3 separate regions of the Homo sapiens genome follow, and regions 1 and 2 are each linked to region 3. A link is a contact called in ENCODE Hi-C or POLR2A ChIA-PET data. All regions are on one chromosome and are shown on one strand. The core of a region is the stretch at or near the end of the contact, and the rest is flanking DNA. Distances in the headings are between cores, read along the strand shown. Region 1 holds the start of SMPD3 (sphingomyelin phosphodiesterase 3). Region 2 holds the start of VPS4A (vacuolar protein sorting 4 homolog A). Region 3 holds the start of TANGO6 (transport and golgi organization 6 homolog).

Evidence for each region. Hi-C counts contacts between places; a loop is a spot of excess contacts on that map. ChIA-PET counts read pairs that join two places held with the same protein, here RNA polymerase II (POLR2A). Pooled maps may share reads with other maps.
Region 1: a pooled map shows a loop between it and region 3 (13-fold over the local background). The contact joins the promoter of SMPD3 here to the promoter of TANGO6 in region 3. A Hi-C loop is called at or near these places in 5 of 37 single-sample maps with no recorded cell type and 12 of 50 pooled maps.
Region 2: a loop to region 3 is called in a map of CD8-positive, alpha-beta T cell, with 26 times the contacts of the local background. The contact joins the promoter of VPS4A here to the promoter of TANGO6 in region 3. A Hi-C loop is called at or near these places in 5 of 168 maps with a recorded cell type or tissue (CD4-positive, alpha-beta T cell, CD8-positive, alpha-beta T cell, K562 and 1 more), 3 of 37 single-sample maps with no recorded cell type and 13 of 50 pooled maps. POLR2A ChIA-PET finds 5 or more read pairs at or near these places in 1 of 52 experiments (RWPE1).

The regions. Positions count from the first base shown.
Region 1 is chr16:68,447,069-68,450,567 of GRCh38, forward strand. It overlaps SMPD3 (sphingomyelin phosphodiesterase 3), which reads right to left and starts at 1,440. Exons shown (of 9, transcript NM_018667.4): 1 at 1,285-1,440. LOC124903705 (a long non-coding RNA gene) reads left to right here and starts at 1,772. Exons shown (of 2, transcript XR_007065097.1): 1 at 1,772-1,998; 2 at 2,097-3,499. RefSeq lists a silencer at 1,138-1,657 and an enhancer at 1,758-1,807.
Region 2 is chr16:69,309,946-69,313,550 of GRCh38, forward strand. It overlaps VPS4A (vacuolar protein sorting 4 homolog A), which reads left to right and starts at 1,405. Exons shown (of 11, transcript NM_013245.3): 1 at 1,405-1,587. The coding sequence starts at 1,567. RefSeq lists enhancers at 277-1,227, 1,228-2,177 and silencers at 1,120-1,259, 1,320-1,869.
Region 3 is chr16:68,841,107-68,844,839 of GRCh38, forward strand. TANGO6 (transport and golgi organization 6 homolog) reads left to right here and starts at 2,425. Exons shown (of 18, transcript NM_024562.2): 1 at 2,425-2,605. The coding sequence starts at 2,512. RefSeq lists an enhancer at 2,396-2,665.

The DNA.
Region 1 (3,499 bases), core at 190-2,689, 400 kb before region 3:
GCCGCGCCCGAAGCCCCCCCTCCGCGGCCGCGCCCCCCGCCCAGCCCGCGGCGCAGGCCTGCCAGTGCGGCGACCGCCGCTTTGTCCTCTCGAGGATGCCTGGGCCGAGCGCGAAAGCCCCATGCCTTGGAACAGCCACCGCGCGTCCTGGAAGCAGGTCCCCGAGCCTCGGTTTGGGGTGCGCCCTGCATCGGAGCGGAGCAGCCCCCAAAGATTCGCGGGCACGAGGTTGGGGGTAGCGTCTACCTGGAGCTCTTGAGTGCTTGAGGGGAGACCCGCCCCGTCCCGCTCTGTACATGCCCATCTGGGATTGGCCCCCAGCTGCGGTGCCAGAGGCTCGGTCCCCGGGGCGTGGTGGGCTAGGGCGGGTCGTCTCGACTTAGAGCCCCAGGCCTGGATCCAGGTAGGGAGGGCCTGGGAGATAAGGCCCAGGTGGGGAGAGGTGGGGAGGGGTCCCTCCTGTCCTCGTACATCCCCCTACACTACCTCTCACACCCAGGCCACCCAACCCTCGGCGCGGGCCCGAGCGCGGGGGATTCCGAGTGTCAGTGCTTTCCTCCACCCGCGACTCCGAGAAGGATGGGGAGGGGTCTCCCAGCGTTTCCCTGCCACATTCCAATTCCACCCTTCACCAGTAACCTAGGAGGGTCCAAGTGGGAGGGGTAAGAGTCCTCTGTCTCTTCCACATCCTCGATCCTCCTCTTTACAAAACCCTAGGGCCAAGGGAGGAGGGGGGAATAGGGAGGGGGGCGAGTGTGGAGGAAGGGGCCTGGGCAAGGGTCTTCCCTGCATCCCAAGCAGCCCTTCCTGAATACCCCTGGGAGGGTCTGGGCTAGGGGAGCGGTCCGCGATCTCATCCATCACCACCAGACTCCTTTGTAACCTCGAGCAGCCGAAGTGTTGCGGGGAGGGGTCCCCCTGCCTCGAGTCCCTTCATCCCACAACACCTCATCCTCCCGTCCTGAGTAATCCGAGCAGCCCCGTCGCCAGGCACAGCGGGAGGGAGGGTCCAAGCCTCCTCGCTCTCCCAGGAGAGATGGGGGGTGGGGGTGACCCCCAGCCCTCGCCCCTCATACCCAAGAGCCTTCTCCATGATAAAACGAAAACTAACCCAAGCTGCTCCGACCTCCGGCGCCCGGCCACGGGAGGCCCCTAGTCAGTCGGCGGCTGTCCGGGACCCGCGGTCCTGAGAGCAACGAGAACACGTCCCGTCAACTCCCCAGCCCCTCACGCCTCGGTTCGCCCGCTCCCCAAGAAAACAAAAGCGAATTCAGCAGCACTGACCTCTGACGGCGGGCGGGAGGGCGGTCAGCGCCCGGCAGCGCACCCCGCTCCTCCCGGCTCCTCACAGCCCGGGCTCCCGGCCGCAGATCTGGCGGCGGCCGCAGCGGCGGCGGCTCTCGCGGCTCTCGGGTCCGGAGCCTCCCTCAGACTCAGCACCTGGAGCGGCGAACAGCTCCGCGCTTCATTCCTCTGACCCCGCCTCCCTCGCGCCGCCGGAGCCAATGGTGACCCGGACCCCGCCCAGGAGTCTGCCCATTGGGGGCGTCCTCCCCTCTCCCTCCGGCCCCGCCCGCAGGTTCCTGGGTCTCTCCTTCAAGACCACATCCCCCAGAGACCGGCGGAGTTTCGCACAGCCTTCTGGGACTTATAGTTCTTTAAGGACGCGGAGTGGGCTCACGCCGCGGGTAGGCAAACAGAGCGGGACTGCATTTCCCAGAGTGCACTGAAGACACGGAGGCGCGGAGCAGGGCGGGAGGACCGTTTCCATAGCAAAGACGACCAGCCGAGGATGGCTGGCGGAGGCGTGGGGCAGGCCGCAGGACCCTCGAAGGATCGTGTGAGACCCCGGGCAGCCTCTTGGGAGGCCATTTCGAGGAGAAAACCTTGATTTCTGCCTCAGGACCCTGGGCCTCAGTTTTCCTATCTGAGAAGAAGGGCGAAGAGCTGTGCCCCCGACCACACCCGTCGGTGATGGGGCAAACCGAGGGCAAGCAGGTTTGGTTCCTGCCCAGCAAAGGTGAGGGAGGACGGAGGAGACTCTCCCACCGCATTCAGAACTTTATTCCTTTATTTTTGTCTCAATCTTGTCATAGAGGAGCGCTTCACTTTTGGTCATCCCTTGGGCCACCAGGGCCTTCCCGTCTCCGTCTTCCCATCGCAGGTCCTGGCCTCCTTCACACCACTCCAGGATACCGCAGCATCTCCCCCAGCGCAGCAGACGGAGGGCGCTTCACATGCCCCCGGACCTAAGCCCACTCTCCCCTTCAAGATCTGGACTCCACTTTTTTGCAACACTCTTAACTTCTTTGGAAGCTGGGAAGCCTCCTACTCCCTTGGGCCTCTCCACCCTGCCCTCAGCTAACTCGTCGGCAAGCCCCAGCCTAGACATTGCCTGTTTTGTGAAGACATCTAGATGCTGGGCTGTCTGTTGAGTGCCCCACCCTGTGTTTGAGCAGCACCCTCTACTTCCCCTGTTCTACTTGCATGTTTATGTGCTCGTCTTCCTCATTATAAGATCCACAGGGGAGGGGCCATGTCTATATTATTCATACTTACAGTCCAGTGTCTAGTATCTGGCACGTAGTAGGCACTCACTAGCTATTGAGATATAAATATAGATATTTGTTGAATTGAAAATGAATTGGGCCGGGCGTGGTGGCTCACGCCTGTAATCCCAGAACTTTGGGAGGCCGAGGCAGGTGGATCACTAGGTCAGGAGTTCGAGACAAGTCTGACCAAAATGGTGAAACCCAGTCTCTACTAAAAATACAAAAATTAGCTGGGCGTGGTGGCACGTGCCTGTAATCCCAGCTATTCAGGAGGCTGAGGCGGGAGAATCGCTTGAACCCCGGGAGGTGGAGGTTGCAGTGAGTCGAGATTGCACCACTACACTCCAGCCTGGACAACAGAGTGAGACCCTGTCTCAAAAAAAAAAAAAAAAAAAGAGAAAAAGAATAAAATTAAAAAAAAGAAAATAAAGGAACCTCATTCACATACACCTCCAAAACTCTGATTTCCTAAAGTTGGGCATTTCTCATTGCTGGAGGTGTTCAGTTAGAGGCATGCCGCCCCCTTGAAGAAATGTTTATTTCATTTGTACAGTGGGTTGGGATTTTACCTGAATGCTTTGAGTACCCTTTTAATCCTATGATGCTAGAGATTGATAGACCCATGCCTATTATTCCTGTCAGTTCTCCCTGAAATGTCATCAGTTCTTCATGTTCCGCTATTTCTAGCTGTTGGCCCTACTCGTTTCTGTGCCTAAATGCCCTACCTCCCACTCCTTTTCTGAGAAAGATCTTCTGCCCTGTCAGTTATGAAGTAAAGATGTCCTAAGATTCCTGCTCTTTCTTTTTTCTTTCTTTCTTTCTCTCTCTTTTTTTTTTTTTTCGACGGAGTTTCGCTCTTGTTGCCTGGAGTGCAATGGCTGGAGTGCAATGGCGCGATCTCAGCTCACTGCAGCCTCTGCCACCTAGGCCCACCTTGGTCTCCCCAA
Region 2 (3,605 bases), core at 155-2,654, 470 kb after region 3:
AAGTGATCCACCTGCCTCGGCCTCCCAAAGTACTGGGATTATAGGCGTGAGCCACCGCGCCCGGCCTCTCCTTTGTATTTAATTAGCATTTTGTGAAGAGAGATTAAGGTGTGCCAATTTTTTGGTTTTTTTTTTTTTTTTTTTTTTTTTTTTTTTTTTTTTTTTTTGGAGGCAGGGTCTTGCTTCATTTCCCAGGGTGGAGTACAATGGCCTGGTCACGGCTCACTACAGCCTCGACCTCCCAGGCTCCAGCAATTCTCCCAACTCAGCTTACGGAGTAGCTGGGACTACAGGTGTGCGCCACCATGCCCAGATACGTTTTTTATTTTTTGTAGCGATGGGGGTTCACCTGTTGCCGAGGCTGTTCTCGAATTCCTCGGCCCAAGCAATCGGCCTGCCTCGGCTTCCCAAAGTGTTGGGATTACAGGCATGAGCCCCCATACCCAGCCTCAACTTGGATGTTTTTTGCCCTCCATTTTTTTTCTCTCACAGGATAGACTTGTGGACAAATGGATCACTTGCCTCTGGTGCGTTTTTTTGTTTGTTTGTTTTGTTTTGTTTCTTAATTTAGCGACGAGGTCTTACTATGTTGCCCAAGCTGGTCTTGATCCTCGGCTCAAGCAATCCTCCTGCCTTGGCCTCCCAAAGTGCTGGAATTACAGGCGTGGGCCAGTACACCCAGCCCTAGAACTGCTTTGATCATTGTATCCCCAGAAACTAGCACACAACGCTGCACACAGTAGGTGTGCATGCCTGTAATCCCAGCTACTCGGGAGGCTGAAGCAGGAGAATCGCTTGAACCCGGGAGGCGGAGGTCGCAATGAGCCGAGATCATGCCACTGCACTCCAGCCTAGGCGACAGAGCAAGACTCCGTATCAATCAATCAGTCAATCAATCCAAGCAAAACAAAACTGGCTTTGAACAGTCAGCGGCATCCCACCAGGGATTGAGCCCCAGTGTGGGGCACACTCTGTTTACATTAGCTAGCTCATTTATTCCCCACAAAAGCCAGACAAGGCAGGTACTAATTATGATCGTGCGATATTAAACATGGAGAAACCAACGCTCTGATAAGTTCGTTTTATTGTGAGAATAAAACTGCTCAATGGGCGCTGTTATTCCAAGCGAGGTCAGGATTTCCGGATTCTACCCCGCTCCGCCCCTGGCCCCGCCCCGAGAATGTACGTCCCGCCAGGCCCCGCCCCGGCCTTGTCCCACCCACCCCGTCCCCGCCCCCTGTCCGTCTCGCCCTAGTCCCACCTCCTCGTCCCCAGTCAGTCCTGCCTCTCGAACCGCCCCCTGCCTTCGCCGAGGCAGGGAGAGGTGCCTGCAGTGCGAGCCGTGGACGCTAGGGGGCAGCCGCTCGGCTCGGGCCCGACCGCTCTGGGCTGCGCTCCTCGCTTGCCCTCGGACTCGGCTCCCGCTGCGAGCGGCCGCCCTGCCCGCGCACCGCGCTCAGCGCCCACCGCCGGGCTTCCCGCGCCGGACCCAGTACCTCGGCTCCCCGGGGCCGGACCGAGGCCGCAAGCAGCGCCGCGGGGTGTGGGGCGGACCCAGGAGATGAAATGACAACGTCAACCCTCCAGGTACTTCGTGCGGCCCGGCCCGACTTCGGAGGCCGAAGGCAGCGGGGCCTGCGGGCCGCAGAGCCGGGCGGCGGGCGGGTGGTCAGGTGGGCGCCTCCCAGCCCCGGCCTCGCGACCCCGCTCCGGCCGCCCCCTCGCCGCTTCCGCCCGTGTCTGTTTCCACGCGCTCGGAGCCGGGTGGCATCTCCACCCTCAGGCCTTCCGGCCCTGCCCGGCTGGCCCAGCCCCAGGGCCGCTTCGTGTAGCCGGCGCCCCGGTACCGCCGTGGGGATCAGCCTCACCCGAGCCGCACAGGCACCCTCAGGAAGCTCGGCCCGGGGTCCGGCTGGGCGTTCAGACAGCGATGCTCGCTCCCTCCTCTCCTGTCTCGCTCCCTCCTCTCCTGTCCCGGGTCCTGGAAGTCCCTCGACCTCACTTCGAACAAGCCCCGGCCCCTTCCCCAATCTTCGACTTCCTCTTCTCGGCCAGCGACCCTTCATTCATTCCCTAGATCCTGCAGGGTGGTGCTGGGATGGCGCCACCTGGGTGAACAACTGACCCACCCTCTAGGTGCTGTCAGTCCTGCGGGGCCAGAAGAGATCAACATGCTCAGGCCTCATTCCGGGGTTTGAATCTCAGCTCTGCCACTCACCAGCAAGTGACCTTGGGCTAGTTTTTTTTTTTCATCTTCGGGTCTCGAGTTTCCTGGTCTGTAAAATGGGGTAATGCCCTCTAGGTTGTTGTGATGATAGCTTTAAATTGAATAATTACGGTAAAGCATTCTTGTATGTCTGGCACATAGTAGGTGTCCATTAAGTGACAGCCAACAAAGTGCCTGGGAGAGTTAGGCAAGACTTCATGGAAGAAGGGACATCAGAGTTCCAGTAGCATTCAGAGACCTGGAGGTGGAGGAGGGCAGAAGTAGGAGCAGACATGGAATGAGTTGGGGTACCAGGTTAGGAATTAAGAGTCCATAGCCAGATCCCACCGTACCACCAGCAGAAGCCGCAGATCCCGTCTGCCCAGGCAGGTTTTTTATGGCCCGTGAACCGAGAATGTTTTTCAGTTTCAAACACAGGTGTATTTATTTATTTTTAAATTTTATTTATTTATTTTTTTGAGATGGAGTCTCACTCTGTCACCCAGACTGGAGTGCAGTGGTGTGATCTTGGCTCACTGCAGCCTCTGCCTCTCAGGTTCAAGCGATTCTCCTGCCTCAGCCTCCTGAGTAGCTGGGATTACGGGCACCCGCAACCACGCCCGGCTAATTTTTGTATTTTTAGTAGAGACCGGGTTTCACCGTGTTGGCCAGGCTGGTCTCGAACTCCCGACCTCAGATGATCTGCCCACTTCGGCCTCCCAGAGTGCTGGGATTACAGGTGTGAGCCACGGGTCTGGCCTAAACACAGCTTTATTAAGGTATAACTTGCGTGCTTACCATATAACTCACCCGTTATATATTTTTGTTTTTATTAATTTTTTTTTTTGAGACAGTCTCATTCTGTCACCCAGGCTGGAGTGCAGTGGCACAATCTCAACTCATTGCGGCCTCCGCCTCCTGGGTTCAAGTGATTCTCCTGCCTCAGCCTCCCAAGTAGCTGGGATTACAGGCACCTCCCATCACACCCAGCTAATATTTTTTTGTATTTTTAGTAGAGACGGGGTTTCACCATGTTGGCCAGGCTGGTTTCGAACTCCTGACTTCAAGTGTGATCTGCCCACCTCGGCCGCCCAAAGTGCTGGGATTACAGATGTGAGCCACTGTGCCCAGCGCAACTCACCCATTTAAAGTGTATAATTCAGTGCTTTTAGTATATTCATGGTTGTGTGACCATCACCATAATCACTTTTTAGAATATTTTCATCACCTCCAAAAGAAACCCCTCACCCACAACCCCTCTCTCTCCCAGCCCTGGGCAACCACTGCTAATCTACTTTTTTTCTCTGTGGGTTTGCCTACAGAGAAACCCACTTTATATAAACAGAGTCATACAATAGGTGGTCCTTTGTGGCTAGCTTCTTTCATTATGACTTAACAT
Region 3 (3,733 bases), core at 1,175-3,674:
GCCAGGATGGTCTCAATCTCTTGACCTTGTGATCTACCCGCCTCTGCCTCCCAAAGTGCTGGGATTACAGGTGTGAGCCACCGCGCCCGGCCCCCATCTGCAGTTCTAGACCCAGAGGGGCCAAATGGTAGCTGCTCTGTGGAAGGGATGGGGTGTGGGGTGTGGACAGAACCTGAATGTGCAGGGCTGTGGGTGCCCACACATCTAAGTGCCCAGCCTTCATGGTGCAGGATGGAGATGCTGGTGAGAAGAAAAATGGGTCAGACCAGAGGTCTCCATTGTGGAGCTCTGAGACAGTCTGAGAATTTTGAATTCAAACTTGATAGAATTTTCAAGGTAGGAGGATAGAAAATATTTTAGTTACCAGTCTCTTCGCTTGATTTCTAACACTGAAACATTTAGGCTGGCGGCGTGAGGGCCTCTACCTGTACTTTTGCACCAAACCCCTCAAGCCTTCCCCACACAGTGCTTTACCCCCGTCTCACTAAATGTTTAACATCTCAAAATACTCTTAAAATTTTTTATTTCCCAAATGAACCTGTGCCCATACACAATGGAGAAAACATTGTCTAATGACAAAACCTGGAAAGGAATACACAAAATAAAAAGAGCACAGTGGCAATTTTGTAGGTGATTTATTTCCCATTCAAAAATATTTTTAAGGCCAGAACCGGTGGCTCACGCCTGCAATTTCAGTATTTTGGAAGGTCGAAATGGGCAAATTGCTTGAGCCCAGGAGTTTGAGACCAGCCTGGGTGACATGGTGAAACGCCATCTCTACAAAAATTAGCCGGGTGTGGTGGCATGCATCTGTAGTCCCAGCTACTTGGGAGGCTGAGGCGGGAGGATCACTTGAGCAGGGGAGGCAGAAGTTGGAGTGAGCCAAGATCACACCACTGCACTTCAGCCCGGGTGACAGTGAGATTCTGTCTCACACACACACACAAGATTTTATTCGGAAGGCTGAGGCAGGAGGATCACTTGAGGCCAGGAGTTTGAGACAAGTCTGGGCAACATAGAGACTCCATCTCTAAAAAAAAATTTTTAGCGTTTTTCCCTCTCAGGCCCTGCATTCCAAAATGACAAAGAAAAGAAGAAACAAGAGTCATGCCAAAAAGGGTAATAGCTATGCGCAGCTTATTCTCGCCCAAGGACCGGACCATTAAGAAGTTTGTCCTTTGGGCCGGGCGCAGTGGCTCACGCCTGTAATCCCAGCACTTTGGGAGGCCCAGGTGGGCAGGTCACTTGAGGTGAGGAGCTCAAGACCAGCCTAGCCAAGAGGGCGAAACCTTGTCTCCACAAAAAATACAAAAATTAGCCGGGCATGCTGGGGCACTCCAGTAATCCCAGCTACTCGGGGGGCTGAGGCCAGATAATTGTTTCAGCCTGGGAGGCAGAGGTTGCAGTGAGCCGAGATCACGCCACTGAACTCCAGCCTAGGCGACAGAGCGAGACCCCATCTCAAAAAATAAAATAAAAATAAAGGTCCTGCCCTCAAAAACATTGTCCTGTGTCTGCGGCATGACTTTCAGACAACATGGTTTTTCAACGTCCCACCAGGATTTATGTAGGTGAAAACCTGTTTCCGATAATCTGAATCTCAAATCCATTCTGTTTTACATATAAAAACAGTTTGGCGGAGGGCATGGTTTTGATAGACCCTGAATTTTCGAGGAATGCATCAACCATGAAAACAGAACACAGATCGAACTTTTACTGGGAACTTTACTAAGTTCACTGAAAAAAAAAATCATATTACCCATAACAACATTTGTAGCTTTACATTCACGATGGATATATATGCGTGTGTACGTCTGTACTTAGGTTTTGTTTGTTTGTTTGTTTTGAGATGGAGTCTCGCTCTGTCGCCCAGGCTGGAGTGCAGTGGTGTGATCTCGGCTCACTGCAACCTCGACCTCCCAGCTTCGAGCGATTCTCCTGCCTCAGCCTCCCGGGTAGCTGGGACTACAGGCGCCCGCCACCACGCCTGGCTAATTTTTGTATGTTTAGTAGAGACGGGGTTTCACCATATCGGACAGGTTGGTCTCAAACTCCTGACCTTGTGATCTGCCCGCCTCGGCCTCCCAGAGTGCTGCGATTACAGGTGTGAGCCACCGCGCCCAGCCTGAATATTGTTTTTCTTATCCATACTTCACTGTAAGCAGATGGAAGCATCTGTCTGCTTCATTATGTCTGCCAGTGTTGAGTACCTGAGTATTTTCATATTGAAATATAGCTTTAATGATACATTACTTCTCTCTTCCTTCTTTACATAGCGGTTAATCATATTGAGCTTCTGAAATTGTGCGCGTGGGCAGATTAGCCATTTTTGGGTTCCCTCTTACCCCCCGGACTAAGCCGGGACGGAAAAAAAATGTGAAGGGGGCGTTCCCGATCGATTTGGCCCCGCCCCATAGTGTGCCCAGAGCCTTCTGCCACACTTAACATGGCGGCGGCGGCGCCCTGCCGAGGCGCCTGAGCGGGTCGCGAGCGTGGTGTTACACTCCAGTCATGGCGGCCCGACAGGCCGTGGGCAGCGGGGCTCAGGAGACATGCGGTCTGGATCGGATTTTGGAGGCATTGAAGCTGCTGCTGAGCCCGGGAGGTGAGAGGACGCATCTCCGCGCCGGGCTGGACCCGGGACTCTCAGGGCCGCCCGGCTTCCGGGGCTGCCCTGCCTTCCGCAGCGTGCGCCCCTTAGGCCCGCCTCGGGACCCTCCGCCCGCTGCTGGGGGCTTTGAGCATTGTCTATGCCCGTCCTCATTACGTTCTTGAGGAAACTGAGGCTCAAGGAGGGCGCGGGATCCGTTGACTGCTGATATTAGCCAACATCTCTTGAGCATTTGCCTTGTGCTGGGCTCTGTCAGGCGGGGCCGTTATTTCATTCAGTGCTTACTGCAGCGCTCTTGGGAGGGGGATATGGACCCAGCTCCAGAGAGGGTAGGGCGCCCGCGACGTAGAAATGTGAGGTCCTAGCCGCGTGAGGGCGCAGGGGCCAGCATGGACCCTTGAGATTTGTACGAAATGCCAAGAAGTCCAGACATCGGAAGCAGTGACGTTTGAAATGGGTTTGGGGAGAGTATTTAGGGGTTACCAGGCGCTTTTAATCTTTGTGGTGCGTGGACAGTTTCTTCCCAGTCTAAAATCTGAAGGGATATTGGGAGTGGTTGAAGCTGCTACTCCTTTTGCGACTGAGGACACCCAAGGCTCACTGAAGAAATTAAGTAACCTGTCCAAGATCACGTGGTCAAATTAGGGGCAGAACACGGACCTAGGCCCGAGATCTACTGAACCCCCTTCTCAGAATCAGACAAATTGTTCAGTATAGGGGCTCTGATGTTATCTGGAGCTTTTGGAAAGGACGTGGAAGATAGAGCTCTGCTTATCACTGGGGTGTATATTTGGGGGAAGGGATGGGAAGGGATCTGTAGAATTAGCAAGGGCACATGAAAGGCCAAAGGGGATCACCTCCCAGTCTCAGATTTTATACTTAAAACTGCAAAAACTTCTGCAAACATTACACCACACCAGCGGGAAGTGAACACAAGTTACTAATATTAGTAAATGAGTGCCTACTAAGTATCAGTCCCCATAGTAGGCTGTTGACATACACATCATTTAATCCTCATTACGATCCCCTGGGATCGGTACTACTTGTATTCAATTTTTACGGATGAAGGACCAAGGTTCAGGTACATTGGAAATTGCCCAATGTCAGACTAGTAAGTGGCAG